Linked DNA regions of Mus musculus: region 1 is linked to region 2. The links are chromatin loops, found by intact Hi-C in ENCODE. Cell type or tissue: left cerebral cortex. All regions are shown on one strand. Each heading gives the region's core, and the rest is flanking DNA. Links, peaks and the distances in the headings are about the cores only.

The links. A loop is a pair of places that touch in the nucleus more often than their neighbours do. Peaks named below come from ENCODE experiments on the same cell type or tissue, not always from the same donor. Only the 100,000 strongest peaks of a DNase experiment are listed, where the experiment ranks them.
Region 1: a loop joins it to region 2, with 4 times the contacts of the local background. A loop is called at or near these places in 2 of 42 quality-filtered maps.

The regions. Positions count from the first base shown.
Region 1 is chr5:99,376,792-99,393,446 of GRCm38, forward strand. It overlaps A930011G23Rik (RIKEN cDNA A930011G23 gene), which reads right to left. Exons shown (of 4, transcript NR_030692.1): 3 at 304-384. It overlaps Gm35314 (a long non-coding RNA gene), which reads left to right. Exons shown (of 2, transcript XR_389389.4): 2 at 7,094-11,038. Among named protein-coding and RNA genes, the nearest start is that of Gm35314, 18 kb to the left of the region's middle. In left cerebral cortex, for the core only: a CTCF peak has its summit at 7,532; DNase peaks (open chromatin) are centred at 6,237, 7,113, 7,363, 7,894 and 3 more places; H3K27ac peaks cover 6,877 bases.
Region 2 is chr5:99,882,910-99,899,564 of GRCm38, forward strand. No RefSeq gene overlaps it. Among named protein-coding and RNA genes, the nearest start is that of Vamp9, 15 kb to the right of the region's middle. In left cerebral cortex, for the core only: a CTCF peak has its summit at 9,354 (motif pointing left); DNase peaks (open chromatin) are centred at 6,118 and 9,348.

The DNA.
Region 1 (16,655 bases), core at 4,132-12,131, 510 kb before region 2:
GTCCTTCTAACAGGTCCTAATGGATAAGGAGGCTCAGGAGACTGGAGGAAGAGGGGGAGCTTCGCTGGGATGGAAGGCAGGCAGTGGCTGAGGCCAGGGGTGCTCCCTACAATGTTTGTCATGCTCAACATTTTGCCAAGGGCAAATTTCACTAGTGTCAACCAAGGCTTTCAAGTTCAGAATCTCTAACAAGTATTCTTATGAAATGGACTTGATAAGTTCTCCCGATACCTCAAGACAAAAAAGAAATGAGACCGTTTTGCTCCAATGACACCATGCAACAAGACACAGAAGCAGTCTTACTTTGCCTCCTGGCTTCTCAATGAGAGGGTTGGAAAGGCACATGGCAGCGAGGCTGCAGTACACGGGCTTCCATTGCTGCTCCTGCAGAGGACAGAAGACAGAGAAGAGATTTCAGGCTGTGGAGGCTTCTTCCCTGCAGAGTATAACCCTCTCCCTGCCATTCAAAATCTTGCCTCCAGCACTAAATGTAATGGGTGTCATTGAAATACCTGAGCCAGCGTTTTTTTTTCACAGGGCTCCTTCAGGCTGTTGTCTGTGCAAATCCATTTAACCTTGCACAGGGGCATGTTGCAAAACCACTTACTACGTGCAGAAAGAATTCAGAGATACATGTTGACAGAAATTCAGAATATTTCTGCTTTATCTGTTAAGGGATCTTTCTAGAACGTAGGTCAGAGTATAAGACTCCAAACCCATCTCCTACAAAACAGTGCAGGGAAATCTCGGATTTATTTTATTTTATTTTATTTTTAAATTTCAGTGTGGCAGAATTTCCAAAGTTCTTGACTGTTGCTCAGAAGCCACGGAAGAGCTCCCCACTGACTTTTTTTTAGTTTTTTAAAACAAATATCATAAACCCCAAGCCACACTGTTCAATGTGATTGTCATAAGCCCCAGTAGTTTTCCGATTACTATTACTATACCGTTACTTGTGGTCCTTATTACCTTTTCTCCACATATCTGCCTGGGAAGATGCTGAAGGGTTCCCACCCATCCTGTTCAAATTCTCAAGGAAGCACTGACCACTGCACAGGAAAGCAGAATAAGTGTCTCCCTACCGCAGGTCCCACCCCACCGTACTATTAGAGAACATGTTACTGTATTCCACTGGAAGTGTGGGCTACCAAGGACAAGACTTGAGCAGAACTTTTCTTGTGTCTTTCAGCACCTAGCTCCGGTCTTCCACAGTGTAGATGTGCTTTGTTCTCCTAAGGAAACTTTTCTTTAACCAACTGAAACCTTTCATGTCTTTATGAATTTCCACAATATACTCTTAGGTCTGTCTCCAATCCCACCTCCCCTTTCTCACTGCAGGAATTTATCACCCTCTCTTGGTATTGTTAGAAAGGACATCAAGAGACTTGTTAATGAAAAAAAGACCCAAACATATCAGCACACCCCATAAAATAAAAATGAACTTTAACAATAAATCAGCAAATATTGACACATCTCCATCCCCTGCTGTTCCTTAATTGGCTGTGTTTCTTGAGGTAAAGAAAGATTGTTTTTTTCCAGTGGTTTGGAATTTTTCCTCCTGCTGCTACTAATTACCTTCCCTTCACCCTACTAGGCCAGACAACGTGCTCTCTGCCAGGGTGGCCCTGCCTGTAAATACGGTTTGTGTTATTTACACACATCTCACAGAGTATTTTGAGACTAATTGTGTAGATTTCTGCTGCCCAGAAAGACAAAGCATAATTGCTTAGACGGAGGCTCTGCAATTTCCCCTCATGAGAAATCATGCCAAACTCCAACTTCAGGGGCTGGAGAGAAGGGGTAGTGCTCGGATTCCAAGGGACGTGGCTTGATGTCCATTAGGAGTTAACAGAGACCAGCAACTCATTTCACAGGTCATGTTCCAGCCATCAAAGTGTAATTACCGTCAAACCTCACTGGCGCAAGTCCCGACCATATTGTTGGCGAATGTGTGAATGTCAGTTCTATAGGATCCTAAAGCATCATGGTACAACTTCCAGAGATAAAAAGACATTCAGTAGCACTAGAGAAAAGGCCCAGATGTATCAACTTCAGACAGAAACTGTTGTTACTCTCATTATTCTTCTTAATGAAGCTAACACTTGCTGTGTTGATGATTGGGAAACATGACTGGGCTTGGAAGAAGTCAATCTGTTGGAAGCAGTAGATGAATCTGAAGAACTCTGCCCTTCTGTCTGAGGCTCCTTCGGTTGCTATAGCAACGTAGGAACTGGCTTTCTTAGGGGCTTGAGCAGCCTGGTTTGCTGCAGGCCAAACATTCCCTTGCTACCTTTGCACTGGGTATGCTTGAGACTAAGACAACAGAGCATTCTGGAAACACAGATTTCTTACCTATGAATTGATTGTTGGGTGGGAAAATATGACTCTGGCTTCCATGAGTTCACAGGCAACGTGTATACTAGTGACGGACATGGAGCAACAACTCAAAGGCCTCCTCTTCTCTCTCTCATTACCTCTCTCATTTCAGGCTTTTCTCAGAGTTTCCTTGTCTCTTCAGTGGTCAAGTGCTTAGATAGCTGCTCTTAACAGTTGTTGCCCGGACCCCCTCCAACTCACTGATTGCTGAATATGGGAATGGGAATGCTTAAGACGGACGGAATAAAGAGAGGAACGGAGAGATGTTTATGCTCCAGCTCCGCCCCCACCTGCCCAGGCGGAACTGACTGTCCTCCAGACCCCTCCAAAGTGAAAGCAATTATCACCTCTTCTCTTCCCAGGATAAACTCAGTGCTCCCAAGGAGCTGTGAAGGTCAGCAGTCCCCAAGGGGGTTTTGCGGCACCTACTGGCTCGAACTTTCTGAGAGGGCTTCTCCAGGAGAGCAAAGCGTGAAAGGGCTTCAGCTGGGGTTGTGAACTTTCACGTTTGTCCTGGAGTCGGAAATATACGAGTGGCTCTTTGTACCAAGAAATGACCCTGGGTTTTGAAGGAGGACAGGGATCATCTGGGGTTTCCCAGCTGGGTGAACAGGGGATGTGCTCACATTTGCTTAAGAGTTGTCACTGGATCTTAAACTTCCCTCTGAAACCAGAACCTTGTTTTAAAACTTTGTTTAAGACATGGCTATTTAAGGCCATTGGCTTCCCCCCCCCCCCGCCCCCTCCCCTCATCCTCTTCTCAACACCTCCAGGCTGGGTGGAAACCTTACAAGCTTACTTTGCCATAGAAGCAGATTCATTCAAGGGTTACCGTTCCTGTAACTTCACCCTGATACTTTTGGTTTTTTAAATCAGGAGCAAGCAGGTAGAGTGTCAGTGCTCATAAGGAACTGCCAGGAGAGCATCTTAGTGTAGTTGCCCCTCACATCGCGCCAGAGCCACGGAGCACACAGCTCTCTGGTACCTGTGACATTTCCAACACTCTGGAGGAAGAGCAGGGAGCCAGCACCTGCATCCAGATATGAAAGATAACTGCTGCTCGATCTGCCCCTCCCTCCCTCCCTCCCTGCCAAGCCAGCTGCTGTCACTTCCTTGGAAAGGTCAAGCACACAGATACAGTGAGGTGTCCTTGGGGAAGGAGGAGGGGAGGGTGGAGGGACGCTGCGTGTTGACTCACTGGGGCTTGACTAGACGCCCTCCTGTTTGCTCCACGCGAGTAGAGTCTGGCTGAACTCGAGTGAACTGTGTGCTCCCTGCAACATCGCCTCCTCCCTATTTGGTTATTATTATCACGGGCTTCCGAGCAGACAGGGGAGGGGAGTCAACGTAGAGAACATCCTGACTTTTAGGTTTCCCAGGCCCGACCCTGTCAAACCTGTCCAGTCTATGCATTTTTTTTTTCCCTGTATCTCCCTTGGTCCTCGTTTCTCTGAAACAAAAAGCTACATATAAATGTCCATTTTACAGTGAATTTTGAAGTGCCCTTGGCCTTCTACCATGCTTTGTGGATGTCCTCAATGCCTGCACCTACCACAAAGCTGCCATCACATAGAACATTAAAATAGGCCTTGCTGAAAGAGATGTCAGCAACAGGGCTCGCTCCCGTGTGTGAGCTTCCTGCCAGCCTTGATCCAAATGCACACGTGTGTAAGAGAGCGCACTACAGTGGGGTAGATCCTTGTACCTACGTCCCATCCCGTGCTGCGCGTTCCCAGCGTTTTTGTTTTGTTTTGTTTTGTTTTGTTTTGTTTTTTGCGCCTGGATTGTTAACACGTAGTAACTATATGATACCCTATGAACGGCTGCTCCTCCAGAACCAAAGACGCAGGATCTGGAGGACGAAGGGCAACAACAGGATATCCAAGAGGAGTTCCTGTGAGGATCCAGTATTGATAGTGTGGCAGAGGCCTCAAACCAGACCAATGACTCACTGAGGGGAACATTTGCAAGCAAAGCACTGGGCAAAAGGGTATACTGTGAGACACACCCTGGCTTCCATGGAGAGATTGTTTTGTTTTGTTTTGTTTTGTTTTATTTTGTTTGGTGGGGGGAGGTTGCAAGGGGGGAGGAAAGATATGGAGGGTTGAAGAGATGAGTAGGATTGGGGTGCATGATGGGAAATTCACAAAGAATAAATAAAAGTTCAAAAAAATAGTGTAGCCTGTGCTTTGATATCTTCAGGTATATATATATATATATATATATATATATATATATATATATATATATATCGTTTCCTTCCCTGTAATTAAAACTGCTCTTTTCTATCTGTGTTTTGAATAATTTCTTTAAGCTATATTCCCCAAAGTAGAACTCTTGGACCAAAGACATAAACATGTTTACAGCTCTTGCTATTTATTATTAGCTTATAACTTTTCACAAGGGCTTGATCGATTTACAGAGCTGTCTCTAATATACGAGAGGTATGTGCATATCTATTATGACATACATACATCATCTCTTTTTTTTTAAGTAGCAAAACCACACACAAATACATAATACCATAATTATTCTCACGTTTACAGATGAAGACACTGTGGGCCTCAGAGGTTAAGTAACTCAGTGTCAGATGACCAATGTCCTCTTTTATGGCTTCCTTGGTTTCAAGTGCTTTTTTTTTACCCAGTATGTCCCTGGTCTCAATGAGTAACTGCTGACTGTGTCTCTGGCCTATAATTGCCTAAGCGTGTGCTACAGTGGAAATGATGATCATAGAAGCTTGAGACCAAACTCCAACTTCAACATATTAGTAAGTCAAGTAATGAGTGAGTGACTGGACCTCCTTAAGCCTCAGTTTCCCCAAATGTAAAATAGTATATACATCACACAGGGCCTCACTTGGAGGATTTAAACTGAATCTCAGCCTCACAAATAAACCAACACTCAAAATAAAGCTCCTATGGGCTCATGCTAATCAAACAGGCTTTGCTGTGACTCTCCCTTGTCACCTTTCGGGGTTTAATAGCAGCTGCATAGGAGTTTTCATTATGATTTAATACATAGATTTCCCCCTATGCTGTCAATCATTAATGATTTTCTAGGTAATGTGATTTACTTCTGTGCTAAGTTTAGTGAGAATTTTTACATATCTATTTATAAGCTGCATAATATAGCAGCTTATTAAAATGTCTAAGTAAAATTTATAAAAATGATAAAAGTTGTGAAAGTTACAAATGAGTTATTCAGGCATTTACTAATATTTTATGTAGATATGTTTACTTCAAAATTTTAAAATATTCAATACACTCATCACAGTTTTAAATATAAATCTATTAGAACTTATACAAAGCCTATACAATAAACAAATATTTAAAATTATTTTTTAAGAGTAATAAAACATGAGTTAACCAGTACATGGACAAGTCTACAACAGCCAATTCTACTAGAATAAGTATGTCTGTCTCTGGGGACCTCCCAAGGGAGAAACATACAACACAGTGAAAAGCATACTGCCCTGAGAAAAGCCCTTCTGCCCTGAGAGGCTGGCTTTGAAAACCGGCTTTGATGCTTGGTTGATATGAAACCTCTTTGGGGTTTCATTGTATATAATGTTTTTCAGGAGGTCCAATAAGGCAAGATGCCTGAAGCAATAAACAATCCCTGATATATCCCAAAAGAGGGGCATACAAATTACACAGCTCTTCAGAATGTCAAAATGAAGCATGTGTTAGTTAAATCACAGGCCATTTATTTCAGCATGAACTCAAATTCTCTAGGAGTGCAGAAAAGCAAAAGGAGAAATGAAAATGGGAAGTTGTCTGTTCAAGCATGAGAGCGTAGCACGCGGGAAGAAACAATTCTGTCTCGTTGCCATAGGTCACCAGGGTTCAGCTTCATCCTCAACAAGATGCCAGCAGAGTGATGCTAACAAGCCCAGGTCTGGATTGCTCAACAGTGCTTCCAGGGGAGGGAAGAGGAAAATGGAGGGAGGGATGCTGTCACCTGTATCTTTAGGTGGCAATGACTTGCGGAAATGCAGGGCCATGGGGAAGGCTATGAAGAAGACCTGTGCTTGAGCTGCATCACCTCCAGAGTCCAATCACTCCAAAGCCCCCAAATCGCCTCATTTCTATGCTTCGAAGCTGGGACTATTATCTTTATGAAAAGAAGAGATTTTTTTGTTGTTGTTGTTACACGTATGAATAGAGGAGAGACTGTAAAACATCAGGGACAATCAGGAACAAGCTGCCCTCAGAAGGAATCGACCCAGCCCGTAACTCATGGTCAGTCAGACCTTGAGATTTATCAGACTACCCTCTCCCCCACACATACAAGGGGTGAAGGGCAGTTGGAGTGGGAACGGCCATTGTCAGGTTTCTAGGTGGTCAGACAGTAAGGGAAACAAGACAGACCCTGGGCAGGATCCTAAGAGAGGAAACACATGAAAAGAGTATAGCCAGGTGCTCTGTTTGGGGAGAGACCAACAATAGCAGTAAATGGCACACAGAACACCCACCACTCTCTTAGATGCAACATTTTATGCACATAAATGTCGTGCATTTGAATGGATTTAACTCATTTCCTTCACTCAACCTTCAGCCACAGCTAAAATTTCCTCTTGTCTCTCCAGTACCCATTATGCTCATTTATAGTTTATTTTATCCTGGTTCCTTCTCCTTCCCTTCTCATCGCCCCACCCCAGGCTCCACCATCGCCTGCATGAAGGACTTTAATTTAAGACACTATACTTTTCCAGGCTTTAAATGTTCCCATGCTCGAAGTGGAGGTGCTGATGACGCCCATGGAACAAGGTCATTGGTGCATGCAGTGCAGCAAGCCAGGCTCTGCAAGGATATGGGGGAAAGAAACTCGAGCCTGGAGGGTTAGGAGAACCCCAAAAGCAAGCGTCGAAGGAGCGGCGACCTGCACTTCCAGCCCTCTGCATTCTTCTGACTCTGTTCCTTGGTTTGTAGAAGATCCTGTGTCATTGCTCTGTGCAGATCTGTTCTCTACAGCATGCCGGATCTTTTTAAAAATAAAGTGAGTTGTGATCCTCCCACGATGGCGTTCTATTTTCTTCCTGCTCAAACCAAACACTTCAGAAGTCTCCTACTTGCTCCAATGCAGACTCAAGCCTCGTCTTGATCCACAGCCCCTTCTTGACTGAGTTCTTCCTGTCATTCCCAACTCTTACCGCATGTTACTCTCCTTCCTTTACTGTCCTTCCACAGAGCCTTTGTGGTCTTCACTCATCCGGAAGCCAAGCCAAACCAACCTTCCTCAACCTCCCAGCACCCACCCCTCACGTCCCTCAGTGGATCCACTTTCCATTCAATATGTAAGGTGACTGTAGTTTCTACCTGAGGCTACTCATATCCTTCTGTGGTCCCGACTTGCAGTGCAAGTGCAGTGCAAGTGGCTGCTACTCACATTCCATTTACATAGATTCTTGGATGCAGGAAGTAGGGAAAGACAGACAGCTCTGTACACAGCATCATGAAGGATGCCTTAATTGTCCTCCTGTGCATTAGGCAAAAGCCTGCTCAGGATTACTATGTAATTTCTAAGGAATTTAAGAGTTAACATCAGTTCCACATAATACAGGCCTCCCCTGGGCTCCCTAAAAAGTTCTTTTGTGTCTAGGATTAAGTGGGCTCAGTTGGTTGATACAGGCTGAATAAGGGCACAATGCCTAGGCTCAGCCCAGCCAATCCTTCCAGAAGGGTCCTGATTACTTCCTGCAGCTTGGATGCCTTTTCTTCTTCCAGTGCTTGGTGACTCTGGGAGACAGCACCTTGCAGCCACCCTAGCAGTTAAGACATTTGAAACAAACCCAATATCTTTTACTAGAAGTAATTAAGGAAAAAAAATCAACAAAAACTAAATGTTGGATACATTATAGAAATGTAATCAGAAATAAAGATGTGGCTCTGGTAAAAATTCCCCAAGTAGGGATTCAACAGTATTTCAAAAATCCTTACACTGTAGATAAGTGTATTTTTCCCCCTGTATACTTTGATTTATTCAGGCAGGGGGCTTTTAAAGAGGGAGAGGTTCACTATCTCTTTAGCTACCAGAACAGAATGCCTTTGATCTCAGGCATCCTACTTTGTGGACACAGTAGCCAGGCTTCCTGGGAGGTCAGAGCTGGGCACCATCACTCTTGTCCTTGACTAAGGTTAATGACATCCTCAGACTTTGTTGTATGTTGCTTTGATGAACCAGAGATCCCCCGCCTTTGGTGGCAGAGAAAGCCCTCAAAGCTCTGGAATTTATCTCCACTTCAGTAAAGTTTTTTTTTAGGTTTTTAGGGTTAGACTGTGTTGTCTCATTGGAATTAATTTTGACATGTTTTGGCATAGCAGAGCAATTGTTCAGTAGACAGTGGCACTTTCTGAGCTTGGTGGCTAACAATTATAAAATCTTAGGTAACAGCAGCAACTCATGCCCATAAAATATTTTGTGTCCCTAAATCATTACCAAGTCAGAAGGACACTAGAACACAAGGGATCAACACTCGACTCCTTCCTGAAAGATGCCCAGTTTTCATGGTATGCACGCAATTCAGATGATTCGATTTGCAACTAACTTTTAGCTTATTTCTTTTTTAGATACTGAATGGGAGTGGCCGTATCCGATACTGCCTTGATTTAACAGGTAAGGATGCTACAGGATCTAAGACTGATGTGCTCAGACGATGCTTGGTTGGTGAGTATAAGAGCTGTTTCTGACTTGCTAGCTATTTTTCAGTGTTTGACTGGCATGAGGCGGTCCTGATCTATGACCCGTGGTAAACGCTTCAGGGTCACTTTATTCAGATGCAGAGGGCCCCTTCCTTGGATGGCATTTCCCTCAGTTCTTAAGTCTCTATGGTTCCAAAATGGATCACACAAGAAGGAGATGTGAGAAACTGACTAGATTTGATACCGAGAGGTCATCTTTGCCTGTCACGTCACATCAAAAGACAGCCCTGGAGTCCACTCACACATCAGTAGTTAGGGTCAATCTCTAAGAAAAAGGCTTTTCTTAGCTTGGTGGGAAATGCAGAACAGAGCAATGAGAAGAGGGAAAATATTTTCCCTATCTAGCTTATTTAATTACATTGTTTCACAAGCCAGCCCCTCTCTAAAAATTACTATTGTGCAAATGCTTCCAGCATCGTTTGCTGCCTGCTGCTTACAATTTAGCATAAATTTGCCAGATGCAAATCATGTAATTAATCAGCCTTGAGGTGACGTGATAGCCGTGCCCTCGGAATCACAGCAGAAGTCAGAGCAAAGCCTCTGCTCTTCTTGGGTGGTTGTCACGTTTGCAACTTGGGCTGATGTGAAGATGTATCCGCCACACTCGGACCAGTTGCTGTGCCCCGGAGTTCACTGCAGCCTTCAGAATGGGGACAGCTGAGATCTTGACAAATTCCAGCATGAGAAGCTGAGCATCTCCAAGCATTTCGTAGTTTGCCTCAGCTGCGTGCAAGAAAGCATGTTCCCATCCCACGCTGGGCAAGGCCTCCTGCACTGGAGGAGACAGTTGTTATACCACCAGGAAAATGAGCAACCCCACAATACTGTTCAGAGGGCTCCAGTCTGCAGTATCCAGGACAGGCAGTAAGCTTTCCTTCAGCGTCCCTGCACTATAATGAATCATCTTCAAGATGACTTCTGCATTGTGGAAATGTCTGTTAAAGACGGTGAGAATTGTGCTCTCGATGGGAAACAGTAATTGAGCCCTGAAAAGGTTTTTTTTGTTGTTGTTGTTGTTGTTTATTCTAATTCAGCTGTGAAACTCAGAGAATGGGCCTCCACTGCTGATTACAAATCTTGGCATTTAGGTGTTTTTCTAGCAAAAGGCATCTTCGTTGTGCACTTAGTTCCTCTGAGCCTAATGACTTGTTCCTCACTGTGCAGTTTCAACAGCCTTTCTTGACCTAAACTTTCAAGAGATAGTTAAAAATGCAAGCAAGATGCTATGTTTCTCTTAGTGTATCATTTATCATCTCTTTCTGATTTTGGACTGTATCCTTCCATGATTACTGTTGCAAATAAACGGGAGGAAGAAGAGACAGGCAAGGGGTAAGCCACCTCAGCCTAGCATTACTTCTGCTCTCTCCCTGGACTCTACTTGACCTGGCCTGAAACCAGGGGTTTTGAGTACCCGCCACCAGTCACTGCAGGTGCAGTGGGAAGCCTGCTGATAGAATTCACAGGAAGGAAGAGACATTTTAGTGACCTTTGGGCAGGAAACACCCTCTGCTCTTTGACTGACAGCTTTGAGCTTTGGCCTGGGAAGCCTGTTGGTTTTGGCTGAAATTTAATATCTGGTTAATGCCGGTTTTGTCACCAAGAAGTCTGCTTGATACGTAAACCTGTCAAAGGTTGAGAAAAGTCCACTTCCCTGGGTACTTCCAGGATGCCCCCACACCTACGTGGATCCATTTTGTGACGATTTGAGGGAAACTGCTGTTGTGTACACCAAGTATTTGCTTTTCGTAATCTATACTGTCGGCACGTCGGCCATGTGTCCAGTGTTCGTGTCCTGACCTGGAAGGTCTGGGGTGCACCCTGAGAAGGACTGTGACTTGGAAACAAGTTACGCCCAGAGCAGCTGCAAGCTGTGCTCATTTGCTTTCCGTCCTCTAAGTTCAGTGTGTGGGTGGAAGGGAGGGTGTGCAAATAAAGTGACTGGAAAGATTTTGGTTTAACATTTAACTGCTCAACAGTGATTATCTCCGAGCGTTTCTCCATGGGGACTGAAACCCTTGCTGCTGGCTCATCCCCAGCGTCCCCCGCTCTGCCTTGCACAGAGTAGGTGACGATGAATGCATTTGTCAGGGCTTGCTGAGTTGCAGATTATATGCATATTTCATATTTTATAAAGTTATTTTACAAGGAGGAGCATATGTTTTAACAGTGGAAGGTGGTATCTTGCCGATGCTTCATATGCGACTCCTATCATTTGCATGAATCGGATATCAGCGAGTCCATCCAGAAATGGAAATCTTATACATTTGGGAGGAACGGAAGATGTACAGTTGGCTGTTCACCCAAACATTTCCAGGGTGGATCAGGGTGATTTAGGAAAACTGGGCCTGACACTGTGGCCAAGGCCTCCTGCCAAGTTTGAGTGCTTGTGGTCAGTGGTGAGCTGATACAATAAAATTCCCTTCATAGTAAGAGAAAAGGACACACTCCATTGTCTTCCAAGGCGGTGACCTTCTCCTGCTTACTGGTGACGGAGAGGTCAGGCCACTGTGGACATCTCTGCCTAGAGAGATGCATTCTGCTGGAGCAGCTTCAGGTTTAAAGAAGACAGACAGACAGACAGGTATTGGCCTGGATACAGACTTCACAGCAGGCCAGAGACCTGAATGAATCACTCGAGTGGGCCAGCGACCACTTCCAGCCTACTGCTCCTTCTTCCCTGTAATTTGCTCAAAGACAAAGCAACGCTTCAAGTGTTACTCATACACGCTCAATAGGAGTCTAGTCGTCATCATTATCCGATTCTAACTCTTCTGCAAGCTTTGCTAAATCCAACTTCACCTAATGTGTCATTGTCACATTCTCCAGGAACTTGCTGCAGTATGGACAGATGCTGGCTCCACAGCACTGGTCGCTGGCTGTGAGTGAGGCAGGCCTGCGACTACAGCAGCTCATCCTTTCCTTACTGGATACAATAGAGGACCTCTCAGCCTCCTTGGATGGCATAACGGCCTTGGCAAAGAGGCTGAATCCTATGGCTGCCCTTGCCTTTTCTCTTACAGCAGCAAGCTCTGACATACCATGCTGAGCCAACAGTGTCAGAGGGTGCCAACAGTGTCACCCTAGGTTTCTGAATGTTCCCTGCCAAGTTGAGCCACTTAGATTTTAGGGGATCACAGGCTACTGGGGCACAGAGCAGCCTTCCCTGACTAACACATTGGTAAACATGTTGAAGATGTAATGTACTTACTCAAGATAAAAGAGGCCACACCCAGAATCCAGAAACACACTCACGCTCAAGAGTGAGCTCAGAGAATGCGCACTTTAGGATTCAGGATCGCGGCCCCTCTTCTTTCCTGTGCAAGTAACTTATACAAATGACAGGACTCATTTATTTAGTGCTTTAGTCAGGGTTACCTTTGCTGTGATGAGACACCATGACCAAAAGAAAGTTGGGGAGGGAAGGATTTATTTGGCTTACGCTTCTATATCACTGTTCATCACTGAAAGGATGTCAGGACAAGAAGCCAGGCAGGAGCAAATGCAGAGGCTGTGGAGGGGTGGTGCTTACTGGCTTGTTCTTCATGGCTTGCTCAGCTTGCTTTCTTATAGAACCTAGGACCACCAGGCCAGGGGTGGCCCCACCCACAATGGCCTGGAACCTCCTCCCTCAATCACCAATTAAGAAAATGCCCTACAGGCTTGCCTACAGCTGAATCTTACGGAGACATTTTCTTGATTGAGGCTTCCTCCTGTCCAGTGACTCTCTAGCTTGTGTCAAGTTGACATGACACTATACTGATAAACATTTGGCAAGTTGCCATGGAGCAAGGTACCTTTTAGATGTTGTAAATTTAACACTGGACAAAAATCAAAACAGAAAAAATTCTCTGCACTCATGGGTCATAGACTCAATGGATCTTGGATAAATAAAATAAGATAAAATAAAGCAAATAGGTAAGGTGGGAAAGAAATTGGATTTCAGAAAATGAAAAGCATGACGGGCAGTGGTGGTGCACTCCTTCAATCCCAGCACTTGGCAGCAGAAGCAGAAGCAGGTTCAATGCCAGCCTGGGCTACAGAGTGAGTTCCAGGACAACCAGGGCTACACCCCCCCCCCACACACACACCAAGCAAAACAAAACAAAAACAAAAAACAAAATTAAAAACAAAGCAAACAAACAAAACAGCAAGTGAGAAGCTCTAGGGGAGGGAACTACCATCATCTCTGACATTGCCTGGACCCCAGGAGCCTTCAGTGAATAAGGGCCACATCATGAGAGCACACTGCCATCTGTAAGCTTGAAGTTTCCCTCCAGTTCTGTCTTAGCCCCGTCTAACATACTTTCTGTATGCCTGTGGCCCTGAGAACTTTCCCCGACTTTGTCCATTGCCCAAGAAAATAGGAATGAGAGGTTTTGACATCAGTGAAGAAGTAGGTCTGTCTCCGTCAGAGATTTTCCTTACGACTCTCCACAGAACAACAGACATGCTTGTTCGTCTTCTCTGACTTTTGACTCTTGCCCACCGCCTTCTCCTACTCCACTCCAGTCTTTGCTGGGTTCCATTTTTCCCTCACAAGCTAGTCTTGACTCTTGGTGCTTAACGCTGGCTGGCCTTTAAGCTTCTCAGGTGACTCTCAATTCCTCTTCAGTGACACATCTTGTTCCCCAAATTAGAGATGTCAGATACCTCACCCTCCCCATCATTTGTAGGGGCCTTTTCCACCTTTAGCCCTTGGGCACTTGGAAAGCTACATTGTAAGCCTATAATCCCTCTTCATGTCTCCTCTCCTCCTGGCTTTAGGTAATTAAGCTAATGGTGGACAACTGAGCTACACTAATCCTTTAGTTTATGGGTATTTAAAAAAAAAAAAAAAAAAAGACGAGCCGGGAAGGCTGTTTTCTGTCTCCTAAATGTGAATTAATTCATGCAGACAGAGCACACGAGTTAATGGTTTGAACCAGAGCTGAAAAGCCACCATGTAGCACTGTTCTCAGATGCACGGCAAGCCAAAGTTTTGAGGCAGTAGAAAGTCTAAGTAGACAGACAAGGTTATGTAGCAAAGCAGGAAAAACAGAGCCGACATCGGAGACGGCCCAGAAAGGGAGAAAAGTCACAGAAGACAAACAAGTGTGCTTGTTGTTCTGTGGAGTCCAGTGAGACAGCTTTGTGGTGCTCACCCTCGAAAGGCTGCCAAACCAAACATGAGTTCTCAAGTGACTCTGACAAGCCTCCTCCTCTTCTTTGTAAGTAGAAAAGCCTGGTCAAAAGACCAGCCCTAACTAGCTCTTTTTCCTTCTGCACGGGCTCTAACCATTTTGCTTCCTTGACCATGTGAGGAAGACATGAATTTGTTCCCAACTCCCCAAAATCAGAAGACAAGACTAAAGCATGATTTCCAAAAAGATAAGAAGATGGCAACAGAGACTCTAAGTGTAAAACGCGTCTTGAGAATGACAACCCAATCAGCAGCTAGAGCTGGGATGTGCCCCGGCTGCCCATGTTGCTAAGATTCTACTTATCGGTGTGCACAGGCTAGCCCTATGGCTATGCCTCAGAGTTCCTGCTTAGGGCTTAAGTGTGATGTGAGTCTTAGCACCCTGACATGAAATCTGCCCGTTTTCCCGGTACTTGGTACCCTGCTTTGCTTGGCAGTGAACCTCCCCAGGAACTCAACCTTTGCTGACATTTTTCTTCCTCCTCAATTTCCAATGACTAGCATTCTTCCTAGAAAAAAACACTCCAAATGCTTCTATGAGGTGAGGCAAATATTAACTGAGCAGCGAGGGAGTTCCTAGCACAGGGCCTTTGTACTTCCTAGTGGCTTTGCCTGTAGAGCTTTGTTGTAGCTGTTCATTCATCCATCCATCTGACTATAATGGGGGACAAAGGAAACAGAGAGGGCAATGACCTTTCCTGTAGCGTTTCCTCCCACCCCTCCTTCACATCTCTGTTCAGCTGCCTATCACAGATGTACTATGGGTTGATGGCGTACAAAATGACACTCATATAACCATCTCAGTTTACCCCTTTATTATAGCCCTGATACAACCTGACAGATCTTCCTCTTGCAATCTGCAAGCATTAGCCTTATGGTTTCCTGTCTTCCCAGTGGAAGAAGAGCTCAGAGGAGGAAGGAGAGAGAGGAAGAGGGAAAAAGAGGAAGGCAAGAAAGGGAGAGAAGGATGGAGGGAGGCAGACAGACAGACAGAGAGAGAGAGAGAGAGAGAGAGAGAGAGAGACTATTATTCTGGTGCCTGTAACATAGTAGGTGTTCAATAAATATTTGTTGTAAATCCAGGGAAGGACGACTAGAGGAAAAAAAATACCTCTGACTCTCAAAGAGTTTTCTCATGTGTATGTAGAGAAAAGGCATTCTAAGTACAAAGAAGATGATTAGCTAAAGAGACAAAGTAAGAAACTCTGCAGTGTATGAGCCACAGACATATGAGTAGTGTGCTACAGTACAATATACCTGAATACAGTGCGGGGCACAGAGCAAGCGCAGGTAAGTCTGCACAGATGGCTAGACTGTGCAGTGTTGAATGCCAAGGTAAGGAGCATGGGTTTCATTCAATAGGAAGAATGGGTGCCCTCTGGGAAGCTTGAAGCACGGATTTTGACTCTGTAGGCAAAAGTATAAGGTAGAATCCCATACAGCTGAATTAATGTAGTCTCTCGGTCTCTCTCTCTCTCTCTCTCTCTCTCTCTCTCTCTCTCTCTCTCTCTCACACACACACACACACACACACACACACACACACACACTTTCAGCTATTAAAACTAAAAAACTAATTTATTAATTTCTTTAAATGAACAATTGCGGCAGTAATAAAAGTTCCAAATGGGATGATTTTAAGTAGGGGAGATTGTCTTTAGTGAGAACCAGGCCAGTCTTTAAAAGAGCTTGTGCCCTTCATGAGAAGGAGCTAGGGAAAGGGTGGGGAGAGGGGGTAGGTGGGTAGGGAGAGAGAGAGAGGCTGTGAGCTAAGGCATGTGTGACGAGGAGTCTCCGTCAGTGGGCCTGGGAGGGTGGATGTGAGAACGTTGAGCACTGAGCAGGTCCCCTGACAGCCAGGAAACAGGGACCCAAGTCCTGTAAAGGGAAGGGGCTGCTAATAACCAGGATGAGCCTGGGACATCCCCCCAAGTTCCAGGTGAGAACCCAGCCAGCTGATACCAAGATCTCAGCCTGGTGAGATGCTGAGTGAGCAGAGAGTCCACCTACCTGACGCCCACAGGAAAGTGAATAGATAGATGGTGCTAAATTGTTTTTGCCATTTGGGGGTAATTTGTTATATATACATATACATATACATATACATATACATATACATATACATATACATATACATATACATATATATATATATATATATATATATATATATATAGAGAGAGAGAGAGAGAGAGAGAGAGAGAGAGAGAGAGAGAGTTCAAGCAACTGCCAGACTTCAGCAAATAGTTTGCAGAAGGTTAAAACCAGATGCAGGAAACTGGGACATCACTGCAGTCATCCAGACAAGACAAGGCACAAGAGCCCAGAATCCCAAGATCTCATATATCTGAAATCACAGGTCCTCCCCTGCAGAGCTGAGTATACCATTGATTTAA
Region 2 (16,655 bases), core at 4,402-12,401:
CAGAGAGAGAGAGAGAGAGAGAGAGAGAGAGAGAGAGAGAGAGAGAGAGAGAGAGAGACCACATCCTGGGATTCTTGCCACATACATTCCTATTCCGCGTGGCTCAGCCTTAGTTGCTCACTACCAAGCAAGAACCATGCAACCATGGCACAAAGACATACTAACTCACACCAGGAAAGGTCAACTCCATGAGAATGCCCCTCTGCAGATGTCCCCTCCCCAGGCTGCTCAGCCTCTGCTGCACGCCTTGCTGCCCACAGCCAGGACCATGCGCTCAGTCTTCATCCTTAGTTCTGTCAGGCATCAGTTATGTTGTATGACTAAATGTTTCCTGTGGAATTGCTATGTACATGTCTCTATTCGACCCAGATGGAAGACCCACAATAGACAAAAGTACAGAAACCTCCAAAGTCCAACTTGGCGGACCAATGACCTTTATTGGGGTTACTATAGAAATGTGGGTGAGGACTTAGTTACAGGAGCAGAAATGACTCATGCACAGCTGCATCACCAAAGCCCAACCCAGCATGGGTGACAGCTCTCAAAGCTGGGAACCTGGAGCACACTGCACAGCCTGCAGGCAGTGGAAGAGGTTGGAGAGGATCCTTCCAGGTACCTCGGTTGGTCTAAACCTCTTCCAGGCAGCTTGGCTGGCTTCTGCCTTTTCCAGGGAGCTGATCCACTCTTGAGAGTCTTCTTTTCAGCTTGGCTTGTCTGAGAGGGATTCTCAGCTTTGACTGCTTACTCTTGGCAGGAGGGCCTAGTGAATCTGGTCAGTTTCAGGGACTTCCTGAAGGTATTTTGAGATCTTTTCACCTTCCTGTTTAAGGAGCTTCCCTGCAAGATGGACTGTTTTCATCTGAGAGCAAACTGTTACACAATAATAGTTCATATTGAAACTTAATATTTAAAAGTTTATTTGGTATCACTTTGACAATATAATGTTCAACCTGTATGATATAATGTAGATTACAGCATGTATTGAAGCTCTCCTTAGGAACAGAACCAATTTATCAAATCAGCTTATGCAGTAGGAACTGGGTAGTCCAACAATGGCTGACCACAAACCAGAAAGGCTTAGAACCTATAGCTCTTCCGTCTACAGGCTGGGTGTCTCAATAGGGCCGCTCTCATGCTGAAGGCCTAAATGATTCCTGGAGAGTTAGTAGCCTCTAGTCCATAATGGGTGTGCAAAAAAGCTGAATTCCATTGTCAGTGAAGGATAGTGGTGGTGGCCGCTGCAACAGAGTAGATGCACCCACCAGCCAGGAGCAAAAGAACAGCAGGCAAAAGTATCACTGCTTTTCCCTTGGGGCCCTCTATGTCTGGGTCACTGTCCAAGGTGCTGCCAGATGAGGGAGGGACAAGCCATTCCCTCAGCTAATCCTTCCTAGAAATACTTTCACAAAATCCACTGGAGGCATCCCTTGATTCCAGGTCCAATCAAGCCAAGAATCGAAATTAGCTATCCCACGGCATATTGGAAATGCTTATGTACTGCAGCAGCTACAATAAAACCTGTAACTCATTCTGTAGGACATAGCATATGTCCGGATAACTAAAAGATTGGGTCCCTATACATATACTATTTTCACACAAAAGCAAACTCACAAGAGAATTAAAAATACTAAGTAGCATGCAAACCATTTAGTATGATAAATGGCTGGTATATTAAATGGCTTCCATGCTACTTAGCATCCAGCATATAAGTAATATTATACGAGTGAGCAAAAATCTACTTACACTGGCTTTCTTCTGCTCTTAATACACCAACTTATTGTAGCCAACTAATATAAGAGCCAATTGTATAAATGTGTGATATCATACTAAGTATTATGACTTATCTTCCTACTGTAAGCAATTTTTCAAAGCACTTAGTAAAATATGATTGGTCCTTTAAGTGAATGGCTGAGAGCCCCAGTTGGTAATGGACACTCTGCGTCACACGGTGTGAGAGTGACACCCACATGGACTGGAGGAAGCACTGGTGTTGTCTCTTACTCTGAGAGAGTCATAGGAACCATGTGAACCTGTGCCAAGGGTTTGGTGGGGCATCAGGGGTGACAGGGGACAGGAATCAGAGCATTCCTAAGACATGAGACACATGGCAGATGACCCCACATGAAATATGAATTGCCCTTCCTGTTAGTAGAGAAAATCTGCACCAAAAGAACAGCCCATGCCGTGGAACTAACCCGTAAGGTGAAAATGGCCCAATCTGGTGAAATCTGTGCTAAGTCAGGGAAGAAAACACAAACCCTGAGCATTCCCTGTCTGCTGCTTAGCCCTGGAGAGTAGCCTAAATTTTTAATGCCTGTTCTAAAATATTCATCATCACTAAAACTTAAAATAGACCAAGCTGGTGGTAATTGCAGCTGCCTGACACAACGGTCCTCTCTACCCCCATGTCCCACAGTCTAAAGCAGTGGTTCTCACCCTTCCTAATGCTGCAATCCTTTAATACAGTTCCTCATGTTGTGGTGACCCCAAATCATAGAATTATTTTCATTGCTACTTCACAACTGTCATTTTGCTACTGTTAATAATTGTAAATATTTGAGGGAGATAAAGGTTTGCCCTGGTTGAGAACCACTGGTCTAATGAACCAGGCTATGAGAATCTGTTTCATTATTTGCTAGGTTAGATGTAGGCTTTTCTCTATCATAGTTTCCTGTATACCTCTCTCTCATCTTCCCTCTCCTGTCAAATTAGAGACAGGTACAGAGGACGTGTGTCCACATACATTTGTCTCATAATTCCTTCTAATTAACTGGGCACTGAGTATTACAGAGCAGAGAAACTAAACATGGAAAAGGTGTTTGACAACCAGCTCATTGGGCAGACAGGCCTGTGCCCACAGGACAGTTAAGAAAGAAGTTAGCACACAGGGCCCTCGTGGCAGTGTGAGGCCTTGGTGGCTTTGCTGAGTCCTGAGACATTATAGCTTTGTGATGTCTGTGAGATAGCTGAGGCTCTAGCAGGTCTGAATTATGTAAACCTGGTAATTGGGTTTTTTTAATTAGTAAAGCAATCAAGAAGAGATAGATGCAAAGAGACAAACATGTCTGTCTGGGAAACGTGAAGGCAAATATTGCAAGATCTCTGTTGAGCCAGAGGTACTAGGGAAATATTAACAGGAAGCTTTTCAGACCTGAGCAATCCTTCATAGGACACGTAAGTGACAGACAGAATTGTACGAGTGAAAAGACTAAGGTTACCCTGGGAGTGGGCAGTTGTTCTCATGTGTATTCTCCCCTGAAAGAAAGCACAAAGGGGTGAAGATGGTTAGTCCAGCCTGGGCTCCTTCCAGCAGCCTGGTGTGACCATGGTAGGCATGGGCCATGGTGCTGCCTTTGTGCTTGTAGGAGGTGGGAAGTCTGCTCCAGCAGCAGTCATGTCAGGCCAGAAGGTGACCCTCCTGCCACTCTGCCTGACCTTGCCTGAGCAGTGAAAGCCAACCCCATGAAAACCATTATGGGTGGAGAGATGCCGAGGTCCCATGGCGGCAACAGTACCCCAGGTAAAGAGCCTGCATGTCTCACAAAAGATGCCTATAGAGTACGGAGGACTAGATGAAATGGTATCTTCTATCAGAGCCAGCCTCCCCCACTGCCCTTTTGACAAGACAACTGGTATAAGGAATGGATCTTTCTGTGGTGTGTTGGACTAATCCCCTTCATATTCCCTTAGTTTCCTAAGACCAGTTAAGGCACTTGCTTAGAACAGATGGTGGTAACCTTTAGAGAGCCTGCTCCCCATCTGTAAAAGTGTTTCATTATCTAATACTAACCCTTGAGTGTCTTAGAGATGTGGAAAAACATCTGCAAAAACAGTAAAAACTGTAATCAAAGAGTCTGAACGAAGGCACCATGTGATGGCGGAAAGAGGCACTTTCAGGAGCTACAAGGTTGTTGAATGGGAATTCCATTACCACAGGTAGGCTATGCTGGGATTTATTGGCCATAAGACCTTTGGCTTGGTGGATGACATTATACTCTGTTGTGGAAAGTGAAAAGATTAAACTGGATCTGAGCTTGAAGTTCCCTCCTGTGTGGTTTCCAAGGTGGTGGGACACGCTGTGGAGGCTGCTGGGAAACAATTCTCATCAACAATCCTGGACTCTGTGCTATACTATCAACGGGCCAGACAAGGGGTGCTCACTAGCAAATCAGGAGCGTAGCCTCTGTAGGTATAACCAACTGCTTTGGGACTGGATTTAAAGCCCCAGGACAAAATTCATGTCTGGTATTATAAGCCAATGCAAAATCTCATAGCTTGGAGGGTCATGAGCCCAGTGGAACACAAACGGCTATTGTTTTCCTAAATAGATACAGTGTGCCTGTCAAAGAGCATTCTGAGCATTTTTATTTATGCCTACAGTGTATTCCTGTCAGCCTTGGTCATGGACATAAGCTTCCTCTTTCCAGTGGGTGGTGGTTACAGCAGAGACTCATAGCTGCTCACAGCACTGAGAAGTGACAGTTGCTATGGCCCAGTGGCCCAATGCTCAGCCACAGTGGAAGACAATAATCATACATCTACACCTCTCTTCCAACATTCCCAGAGAACAGCAGGGAAGAGGCTGAAAGAATGCCAGAGTTGCCAGGAAGGGCAAAGTGCTATGTAGCTCTTTCCTCCAAATTGAAATATACCCTCTTCTGGGAGGTAGGGAGGTTATTAGGACTGAAGAAGATAACAAAATGTATAATATTTGGGTCATTGTAAATATAATCAAGTTAGGATGAGATCATATTGAATCAGGATGGCCCACAATCCATCTTAATACCCAGAAAATGCCATTTGACTACAGAGGCAGAGACTGGACAGAAACATCCATAAATCAACTCATCTTATTATGAACCCAATAAAACCCAGTTCTAACCACTGTCAGAAGAGAAAATAAATCACAGCCCAGTTCCAAATACTACCAGTATCTACTACCAAATTCTAGAACAATACAGATAAGAAGAAAACATCATCAAGTTGGATTAAATCCCAGCAGTGAAACACTGTCTTAACATTAGAAAATTAAAAATATTATTCACATTAAAGATTAAAGATTAGTGTAGTGGCGCACGCCTTTAATCCCAGCACCCAGGAGGCAGAGGCAGGCAGATTTCTGAGTTAGAGGCCAGCCTGATCTACAGAGTGAGTTACAGGATAGCCAGGGCTACACAGAGAAGCCCTGTCTCAAAAAAACAAAACAAAACAAAACAAAAAAAAAAAGATTAAAGATTAACAGAACTATATAAGCATCTCAACAGAATCAAAAAAAAAAAGTATTTGATAAAGCTTACACTAACAACTCTTAGCAGGCCAGACATTCTTAATCTAACACAGAATAACCTTTAAACCCTCTAGCAAACACTGTAGCCTCATAAAACACTATAACAATCATTTAAGACAAGACTGTCTACCATCTGCAACCATATTCATCATTGGTCAGACACCCTAAACAGATGGGAGATGGATGGATGGATGGATGGATGGATGGATGGATGGATGAATGGATGGACAATAGTTAGATAATAGATGACAGAGATATATGATAGGTAGGTAGGTAGGTAGGTAGGTAGGTAGATAGATAATAGAGGCATATGATATAGATGATGGTGATAAACAGACAGACAGATAGATGATAGATAAAATGCTTTAGAATCAAAAGGAAGAAATAGTCCATTCAGAGATCATATGACTACATTAAGAATAAAAACGAGTTGAGTGCTATGACAGACCCCTTTTATCCCAGAACTCAGGAGATGGAGGCAGACATATATCACTGAGTTCAAGGCCATCCTGGTCTACACAGTGAGTTTCAGGCCAACCAGAACTACATGATGAGATACTGTCTCATAAATGAATGAATGAATGAATGAATGAATGAATGAATGGAAATAAAGCATTAGATGGTAAGAGATTCTTAGATGAATAATATAAAATCAAGGTATAAGAATCTACTGCATTTCCATTAACTACTAACAGAAAGACAGGAAATATTTAATAAGTAAGGTCTGTGGAGATGGCTCAGTTAGTAAATGTCTGTGGTGCAAGCAGGAAGAGCTGAGATTTCATTCTCAGCACCTACACAGAATGGAGTGGGCAGGCAAGGAGACACAGCTGAGAATCTCAGCACTGGAGGGGCGGAGATGGAAGGATCCTGGGGCTTGCTGGCCAATTAGTCTAGCCACACTGGTAAACTGCAGGTTCAATGTGAGATAAATAATAGAGGTCATGGAATACCATACACGAAATTCAGGGGGGTGGAACCTTGCTGGGGATAAGGAAATGAGATTAGTAAGACAGCCTTGTTGCCGTGTTCTTATGCCAAGCTTTTCGAGAACCAGGGGTCCCAATTATTCCCTCTTATTTACAGATATTAGGCTGTAATACAAACTTTCTATAGAACTCAAACTGTTAATATCTCTACAAAGATGCCTAGGACCAAACATAATCCAGAGTTGGTTCCTTAGTGACACAATGACATCTTCAAGAGCTAAGATCCTCTCTGGTCTCACATTTATTCTGCAATCCTCATGATATCAGCGAGTTCAGAGGTACTGAATCAGAGATGTGCAGTTAGGGATCAGCAGACTATGTTAAAAGAGCCTTCTGATGTCCACTGAAATTTAGGAACCATAGCTCAGGGCTAGATACTCTTGACAGATGTGTGTGTGTGTGTGTGTGTGTGTGTGTGTGTCTGTGTCTGTGTGTGTCTGTGTGTCTGTGTGTGTGTGTGTCTGTGTGTGTCTGTGTGTCTGTGTGTGTCTGTGTGTGTCTGTGTGTGTGTGTGTCTGTGTGTGTGTCTGTGTGTGTGTCTGTGTGTGTGTCTGTGTCTGTGTGTGTCTGTGTGTGTGTGTGTGTGTCTGTGTGTGTGTCTGTGTCTGTGTCTGTGTCTGTGTGTGTGTGTGTGTGTGTCTGTGTGTGTGTGTGTGTGTGTGTGTGTGTAAAATACAGGGACCAGAGAAGGGTTGAGGGCCACTGAGGAAGCCAAATGTGAACCCATTCAGGAGGATAGGAGAGTGCCATAGATCAGAAAGGCCTTTTCAAAAATAGCAAGAAAATGAGACAGAGAAGTCACAGTAGCCCAAAGCCACTTAACTGATTAGGACTCATTTGTTGCAGATGAAGTAAAAATTCATTTTCCCAAATGTCAATCTAATAAATATGAAAAAAGCCAACTCCTTCTTTTCCAATTACAAATATGCCTACAGGGTAATTGTAATTTTAAAGAGCCTTGGTGTGAACAATACAACTAATTCCCTTATGGTTGTTCTTCAGACTTAGATTAACTGAGACTCGACATAACCCACACCATAATTCCTCTTTACTGTGGTTATTGCTTTTCTCAAAAAAAAAAAAAAAAAAAATTTACCAACAGTATCTAAGGTCATACTTTTAACTACTGCTTTGGGAGTTTTCCAAGGTAAATAAGAAATGAATACCAAAAGACAGAAAGTAAGTAATTTAAAGGTAAGTAACAGACTATGGCAAGTATTTGCAACATGTAAACTAGAAATGGAGTTAATATTTATAGTAGATAAAGAACTCCTATTAGTAAAATAAAGACAAGTAAACCCAACCCAACCAAGAGCTGAGTGGGACATTCATTCATGCTATTGTTAATTATTTGTAATTTGATATTATTTGTATACTGGCTCCACACTTCTCAGTAGTATGGCCTGGAACAATCCAACTTCTCATTTTCCCACCAAGGATAAACAGATAAAACAGAACCTATTTCATAGGAGCTTTGTAAATACCAAGGAATAACATATATAAAACACAAGACAGTGCAAGCCTGCCTACAAGGCAGGGCGCTGACCCCCAGTGTGACCTCAGCTCTGTTTTCTGTGCCCTATCTGACCACATGACACTAATTCAATATGTACTTGGAATCTCTTCTCTCTAAGTTCTTAGGGTGAGTTCCTGATCTTAAGGCCATTTATAGGAATTTTTCTGTGGTCTCTATTTCAAGCTACTCTTCTTTCTAGTCATGTTTCTTCCGAATCTTGCTTCCCTCAGCCCCAGGAAAAGAAAAACTAAAGTTGGATCTTATGAACAACTATATTTAATATTATGGAATATTTATGAAATATTATCAAATAATAATAAATGCACAGTTTTTGTCAATGAAGGAAGCAAATAAAAATTTTTCTAAAAGTTCCATTGGGGGGGGAGGGCTAGAGAGATGGCATAGTGGTTAAGAGCACTGACTGCTCTTCCAAAAGTCCTGAGTTCAATTCCCAGCAACCACATGGTGATTCACAACCATCTGTAATGCAATCTGATGCCCTCTTCTGGTATCTGAAGCCAGCAACAGTGTACTCACATATATAAAATAGATAAACCTCTTTAGAAGAAGGAGGAGGAGGAAGAGAAAAGTAAGGAAGGTGGGAAGGAGGGAGGGAGGGAGGGAGGGAAGGAAGGAAGGGAGGGAGGGAGGGAGGGAGGGAGGGAGGGAGGGAGGGAGGGAGGGAGGGAGGAAGGAAGGGAGGAAGGAAGAAAGGAAGGAAGGAAAGAAAAGAAAAGAACCTTTTTAAAAAGTTCCTCTTTTTTTAACAATTAAAGTCAAAGAGGATTAATCAAAGTCTTAGTATCAAAGAACATTCTAGAAAAAGATGGTCGGGCCACATGCCACATGGCTGTCCTACAGCAGGTTTAATGCCCCATTCTGTAAGGAGACTGAAATCAGAGGAGGTAAGATAACTTACTCCCTTCCCAGGTTAGAAAGGGGCAGCATCACTGCTGTCTCGCATCAAAGGGATGAGAAAATGAACACACCCAATGCTTGCGTATGATGTGGCAAGGTGAAACTAACCAGGAACTTCTTACCCACAACAGCCTGTCATGTGCAGCTTGAATACAAAAGCAGAACATAGGGATAACTTTTCAATCGGCAAGTCAAGAAAAAGAAAAAGTCATTTTGGGCACAAGAAAACAAAAGTTTCAACAAGCTAATCTCAGAACCGAACACATGCTCAAGACAACCCCACCGATCTGATGTGCAAGCAGCTAGAGGCAGCTCTGGAGAGAGGGCCACAGGGAAAGGAGTTACACTAGCTCCTGGTCGGCTCCTCAGCACTGGATAGACCAAATCTCCACCAAATCCCACATCCCCCCTCCATAGTCATGCTAACTCTGGAAGGTTTCTTACTATTTTAAACATACGCAGTGGTGCCTTCAAACCAAAGATAAAGTTACGGTTCTCTTCACGGCTCCTGTTTGTAAACTGAGCCTGACCTGAGATAGCCTGGTTGGTTTGAAGCAGTACACTCCCACACTCACTTGCTTTAGCAGGTTTTGGCCTTAGCTAGAATGAACAGCAGTTTTCAAGCCATGCATTGAGTAAGAGCGCCCTCATCAGGCCCCAGCTAACATGCTGGTATGTTAGCAGCCTAAACTGCCTCTTGCCTCCCACAATAGGAAAGTTACATAATTGATAAGCAAAAACTGCAGAAATATATGCCAGCTTTCCAAAAACTTTCTCCAAAGCCATATGACCCAAATTCTCATTTAATAAAGGCAAGGCGGTTTTTGTGAAAGTAGAGAAAATACTAAGGTTTAAAACTGTATTTGTTTAACCCCATCTGTGATCCTGAACACATCTCTTAAGCATATTTTACTCATCATCGTTAAGATGGGATGACCTTTAGTAAGTCCCCCTTTTCAGAATTATATCATTTTAAAGTTCACTTTTTATTACATCTTATTTAGTGGGGATGGTTGATCTTTGAAACCTTTAAGCCCACCCTTAGTAATCGACCTCCTCCAACAAGGCCATATCTACTTCAACAAAGCCACACCTCACAATCCTTCCCCAACAGTTCCCCCAACTAGGAAGTATATATTCAAACATACACCCATGGCTGCATTCTCATTCAAATGAGTATACTGAACAAGTTTTAAGTACAATTTCAAAGCTGTTGGTTCCTGCCAAGGCATGTGTGCCACCATTGTACCTTTAGGGAAATCACGCCATGCTGGTCATTGCTTTCGTTCATAGGCATCAGACCTCAGGGAGGAAGCCTTTAGGTCAGATCCAGTTCAGAGCCTCTAAGTCCTGTATCCAAAGTATATGGTCTCTTCAGCAATCTGGATAGGCCCCACCTCCCAATGTGCTGTCAGCTGTCATCTAAGCCTTTAGCTCATGGATCTATGAGGGATGCTATTCCAAAACATAGCAAGCCCCTTATCAAAGTTTTGATCTCTGTTTATTTTCTGAGAGACAAAAAGAATATGAATTCAGATGGGAGGTAGAGGTAGGGAGGATCTAGGAGGAGTTAGGGGAGAGTAAACCATATCAGAATATATTGTATTGTGGTGATTTTAATGAAAATGACCCCCATAGGCTCATAGAGAGGGGCACTATTAGGAAATATGGCCTTGTTGGAATAGGTGTGGCCTTGTTGGAGGAAGTAGATCACTTCAGGGGTGGGCTTTGAGGTCTCATATGCTCAAGCTAGGCCTAACGTGGCATTCATTCCAACTGTCTGTGGATCAAGATGTAGAACTCTCAGCTCCTTCTCCAGCACCATGTCTGCCTGCATGCTGCCATGCTTCCCTCCATAATGTACTAAACCTCTAAACTGTAAGCCAGCCCCAGTTAAACATTTTTCCTTTTAAGAGTTGTCATGGTCATGGGGTCTCTTCACAACAATAGAAACCCTAACTAAGACACCACACAAGCCCTACAAAATACAGACTCTTCTAAACAGCTCATGGAACTCTCTCCAAAGCAGATCACATAATAGGATGTAAAACAAGCCTTAACATGTATGTGACATTATTTCTTCTATTCAAAGAGGCACCAAAAAGATTCCTCATCATGATCTAGTAGGGCTCACTCCAGCAATGTAGATACACAAATCGCTAAGTGTAATAATGTGTCATATAGATAAAGTCAAGGACACACACTCCATTCCTATTCAATGCATGCTTGAAGCCTTAACTGGAGCCCAGGATGAGAGAAGCTAACGAAGGAGAAATAGGAAAGAAGTTGTTTTATGGATGTTATTTTTGAAGAAGGCGGGCAGTTGGAAAGGGTGGGTCCGGGAGGAGTTAGGAGGAAGTGCAGGGGATGGATGTGATCAAATACACTGCATGAAGTGCTCAAAGAATCTAAACACTACAGTACATTTTTTTAAAACTCTTTTTTTAAAAACTGGAAATAGATCTGCCATATGACTCAGCTATACAACTTTTGAGTATTTAGCCAAAGAGTATTAGCCAACGTATTTAGCCAAGTCAGCATGTCACAGAAGTGCCTGTGACACACTGCACTGTATTGTAGCACCCTTCACAATAGCCACTTTATGGAACAAAACTAGGTATCTAATGGCAGAGAAATGTATAAAGTAAATTCAGCTTACATTATACAACACAGTCTTTTTTAAATTCTTTGTAAATTTTATAAATGCATACAATGTATTTTATTCATATTTACCCCCATTGGCTCTCCCCAGGAGTCAACCCTCTCCAACATGGCTCCCTTTCAATTTCCTGTCTTTTTTTTTTCAATTATAGACCACTAAATCAAATTAATGCTGTCCTCAATTGAATCATTTTACTCCTAAAGGAGAATGATGCTATGTCATTTGCAGCCAGTGTCTACAACTGGAGATAATCATTTTAGGTGAATTAAATCAATCTCCAGAAAGACAAATATTAGATGTTTTCACTCATTTCTTGTTTCTGGGTTATATATAAAACCATACGCATGGCAAGAAAACAGAAGTAAATCAAGCATGGCCAACCTTCTGACACTGCAACAGGGCCTTGTCATCTTCAGAACTCATGCTCAAGAACCATGCAATCGAATTACAAAAGAAAGGACAAAAAGTCTCATGCTTCAGGTAAGTTGGCCACTTTGTGATGGGCTGTATTTCTAGCTGTCTTCAGCTGCTTCAGCCACACATGGCCCATGGCACACAGGTTGAATACACCTGGTAGGGGACAAAGGAAACTGTGAGAGGGAGAAAAGATGGAAAGGAAAATATGGGGGAAATATGCTTAACATAAATTTGTCTTTATACAAAGCTTCCCTTATATAACATGTAAGTGAACATGCACAATGGGAACCTAAATAATATTTTTAATCATATTTAATCATATTTAATCATATTTAAAGTCTACGTCATTCATTTTTCTCCTTTAACTCTGAACCACTCAGGGTTTCAGACATGAAACTACTCAAGGAATTTTTAATCAGAAAAAGATTTAATGAGAATTGTGCTCTTACTGGAGTCACTGGAGCAAGCTCTAGGAGGTCTTTTAAAACCATAGTAGACTTTACAGAGCTAGTAAATCTATAGACTGAGAAGTAGTTGTCCACAGGAGAGGGTCACCAAGGAAGTGGAGAGGAGCTTTATAGAGTAAACAATTTTAGCTATTCATTAATGGATTGTCTACTATAAGAGAGGTCTAAGTACTTACAATGGGCTACATTATTCAAATCCTACAGTTGGTTCTTCCTAGTCCTTCAGATGAAATTTGTCAACACAGCTTTAATTCAGAAGTGCAATGTCAAACTGTCAGAAATAAACATAGAGTTTTCATTTTGGCTCAGAGAAGTGCTCAGGCATGAAGCCTGGGAGAGCAAGTCCTTGACGCCCCTACATTCCACTAGAAGAGTGATAGAAGCACACACTGTGCTGCCCTGCAGGTTAGGACTTCCCAGTTAGCTTCTTATTTGAAATATACTAATCTAAAATAAACAATAGCTTTGTTGTCAAATGACAATATTTAAATATAATGATAGTTACACTCTTCACAACTATTTAAATCTATGGTGTAAAAGGTTTAATGTCAAGCCAACAGTATGTGGTATAGGCTTGATCGTTTGCTTATTTGTTTTCAAATACATAGAGAGGACGTTCAGGCAAAAACGTTTGATGATCACTGACCTTAAGAAGAGAGCCATCTGGTTTCTGCAAGCACCTCAATTGTGAACACAACCCTCCCCAGTCAGAACTGCCCTGATAGGTAACTGTTAATATTTGTAAAAATAAGGAATACTAAGGCACACAGTGTTTCTGCTCATGAGCTATGCTCTATTACACAGGCTTATAGAAGTAAATGCCCAGATACAATTATTATGGATATACAAGTAAAAGGTACATGCATACTTATTATCTATAATTTACTAGACTCCACATATATTATCCTATTAATTCTCCATAAGTACACTCTGAGATAAAAAGGAAAACAGTACCAGGTAATACATTCAAAAAGATCTATCACACAAACCTAAGACTGTTTATCACTGAAGCCTACACGATGTTCCTCCTACCCAGGCATCTTCATCTTCATCTTCCTTATACCTCAGGTCCATGCTTACATGCAGGTGTTTGAGTGTGTAGCAGGAAAGCACTCTGGAGCCCACTTTGGAACACTCCTAACAGTTGGTAGTACTTAGATTCCCTGCAGCCGTCATTTGACAAATACACTGAAATAACGTAACAAGCAGTGTGCACTAGAACCACTCAAAACCCATGCCAGCCTGCAGATGGGCGCAAGGTCACTGTGTCTCCAGCAAGGTATTAGCTCTGCCTAGATCTGTAAGAGTAGTGTCTTTCCAAACCCAAGAAATAATGAGCCTGCCCAACCACCTCACTTCTGACAAAAAGAATCAAATATGTATCAAAAGATGGCCTAGTCGGCCATCACTGGAAAGAGAGGCCCATTGGTCAGGCAAACGTTATATGCCCCAGTACAGGGGAATGCCAGGGCCAAAAAATGGGAATGGGTGGGTAGGGGAGTGGGGGGGGGAGGGGGGGACTTTTGGGATAGCATTGGAAATGTAATTGAAGAAAATACGTAATTTTAAAAAAAAAGAATCAAAAGACTAAATTAACGTCCTGCCAATGTCACAGTGGTCACATGATCAGTTAGTGCCTGAGCCCAAACAGAATCTCCAGTATCGTAACCAGTGACTGACAGGCTTGCAGATAGAGAGATACACTCTAGGCAGCTTCTTACACATGTCCCCAGCACTGGACAAGCATTCCCATATGCTTTCAGATATGCAGCTGGAGGTTCAGAGTAAATCCAGGCTTGGTTCTGGTCTCATCTCTTGTCTTCAGACTTTACCCACTGCTAGTATTTGCTAATGCATCTATCTCAAACTGCACACAAGTCACTGGGAATCCTCCTAGCTAAACTACAGTCTGACTCCGCCAGTCAGGGAAGAAGGCTAAGATTCTGCCTCATTTTAACAAGCTCCCAAGTGGTATAGTGTTGACAACAGACCACACTTCCAGGTTATCTGGCTTAAGCCTCAAAAGCCTGGACTTGTGCACTCTAAGGAGTAAGGCAGCAGGATCCTCTGACCTGTTGGGATGGAGTCCTCCCCAGGCCTCGGTGCAACAGTAACAAAGAAAACTACTCCAGAGACACAACTGCCTTAGATCTGCCTTTTCTCTTCTACTTAGCCTTATGCTGCTACCTATTGGACTACTAAGACACATGCTGCATTTTTCTCATGTAAGAATTCATGAGATTCTAATCCTCTTGGTTCATTACTCTCTATGTTGCTTTTGAAACAGAACTCTACCACCAAGCGGACAGTACAAACTCAATTTATATAATGTTCATCTCCTTCCAAGTCCATCCTCCAAACTCACCATTAGAAAGGCTATTAATTTCAATCTAGTATACAGCCCCAGCCAAACGCACTCCAAGAACATAGAATACCTCAAGAGATAAGCTATATTGAAGAATCTTTTTCTAAGCAGGGCATGGTGTTTCATGCCTTCAATCCCTGCACCCAGAAGCAGGAGGATTTCTAAGTTTACCAGACTAATCTACATAGTGAGCTCTAGGACAGCCAGGACCACACAAGGACCCTGTCCCCCACCCCAAAAATAGCAGGAGGCTGGCAAGGTGGCTCAGAGGTTTAGAGCACTGCTTGCTCTCCCAGAAGGTTCAATTCCTGGCACCCATAGGACAGTTCACGCCTGACTGTAACTCAAGTTCCAGGGGATCCAACATCCTCACACGTACATACATGCAGGCAAAACACCAATACACATAAAATAAAAATAAATTAATTTTTAAAAAGAAACTCCTGTTGAAAGAAAGAAGAGGAAGGAAGGAAGGAAGGAAGGAAGGAAGGAAGGAAGGAAGGAAGGAAGGAAGGAAGGGAGGGAGGGAGGGAGGGAGGGAGGGAGGGAGGGAGGAAGGAAGGAAGGAAGAGAGGGAGGAAGGAAGAGAGGGAGGAAGGAAGAGAGGGAGGCAAGGCAAGACAAGGAGAAACAGGCGAGGCAAAAAAGTAGCAGGAGTCCTCCACTCTGTGTCCACAGTGATGAGGTCACAGGTGCACACCACCACGCCTGGCTTTTGGTCTGCTCAGCTTAGGATCTGAACTCAGACCCCCAGAATTTCACAGCAAGAGCTTGACCCACCAACCTACTCCCCAGTCACCCCTTGGGTTTTATGCTTTCAGCTCTGGGATTTCTCTGTGTTTTCTTTTTATATGTTTTTGTACTATCCTCTATTTGGTGAGATACTATAGCACATTAATCCTCAGCACAGGGCTGTTTTAAAGTGGAGTGTTTGTCTAATAAACCAAACATCTGGGTGCCATAAGGACAGTTCCTATTGGCTGTTTTCTTCTCTTTAAAAAGATAATGCTCTCATTTCTAGGTGTGCTTCAGTTATTTTCAAAGACTAGACATTAAAAATAAAGTAATCTGTGGCTGGAGAGATGGCTTGGAGGTGAAGAGCTCTTACTGCTCTTGCAGAAGACCTGAGTTCATGTCCCAGCATCTAAAGTTCTACACACACACACACACACACACACACACACACACACACACACACACACACTTTAAAAATAAAGTTAAAATAATGTGAAAACGCTTGCACTCAGATCCCCGGCTCCATGTGCAGGACTTAGTGCCTTTTGTGAAGTCATTCTGTAAGACCTATACTCCTTGTCTCCGTGTCCTCTTTAGAAGTGCAGAGATCTTAAGTGAAGCCAGAGGTGAGGCTTCAGGATTATGTCCGCCCTTTTCTCAGCAGACTCTCTGTCCATCTGTCCACACAAGCAGCGACAGTGCCAGAAATAGGACAGCACTGTCCAAGAACACGTCCAGCACACAGAGCTCAGGCTACAGCTGCCCTTCTTCAGTTTCTTGTTCATCTGGTGTTTGCCACATTGATGGCTTCCACAAAGTAAAAATACTTGCCTACAACAACAATGGCCATTGGACAATGGTCTCCTCCCCATTTCTAGCACTGAATTAGAAATGCATCAAGCTTATATAGTGTGTTTTGCCTGGGTTGCTTTGTGCTTGGTTTGCTTTTGAGACAGGGTCTTCTTATGTCACCTGAGTTGACTCTGAACTTCCTGCCTCAGCCTCCCGTGTACTGGCATCACATGTGTGACATGTGTGTGCAGAGAGAGAGTTTCAGACTCACTCTTCATCATCTGGTGGCTGACAGGCTTCCCTGAAGCTTGTCATTGTTGTTTCTAATAGTGGCTGGAAAGTACTGGGAGGAACTAGAACAAATCAGAATGCCACAGAGTTCACTCTTCATAGAGACGCAGCCAATTTTTTCTTGAATAAAATATCCCTGAGATACTAAAAGCCAGAGAGGAAGGAAGACAAAGAAATCTGTTCCATAATTTAGTAAACATTTACATTTATATGGTA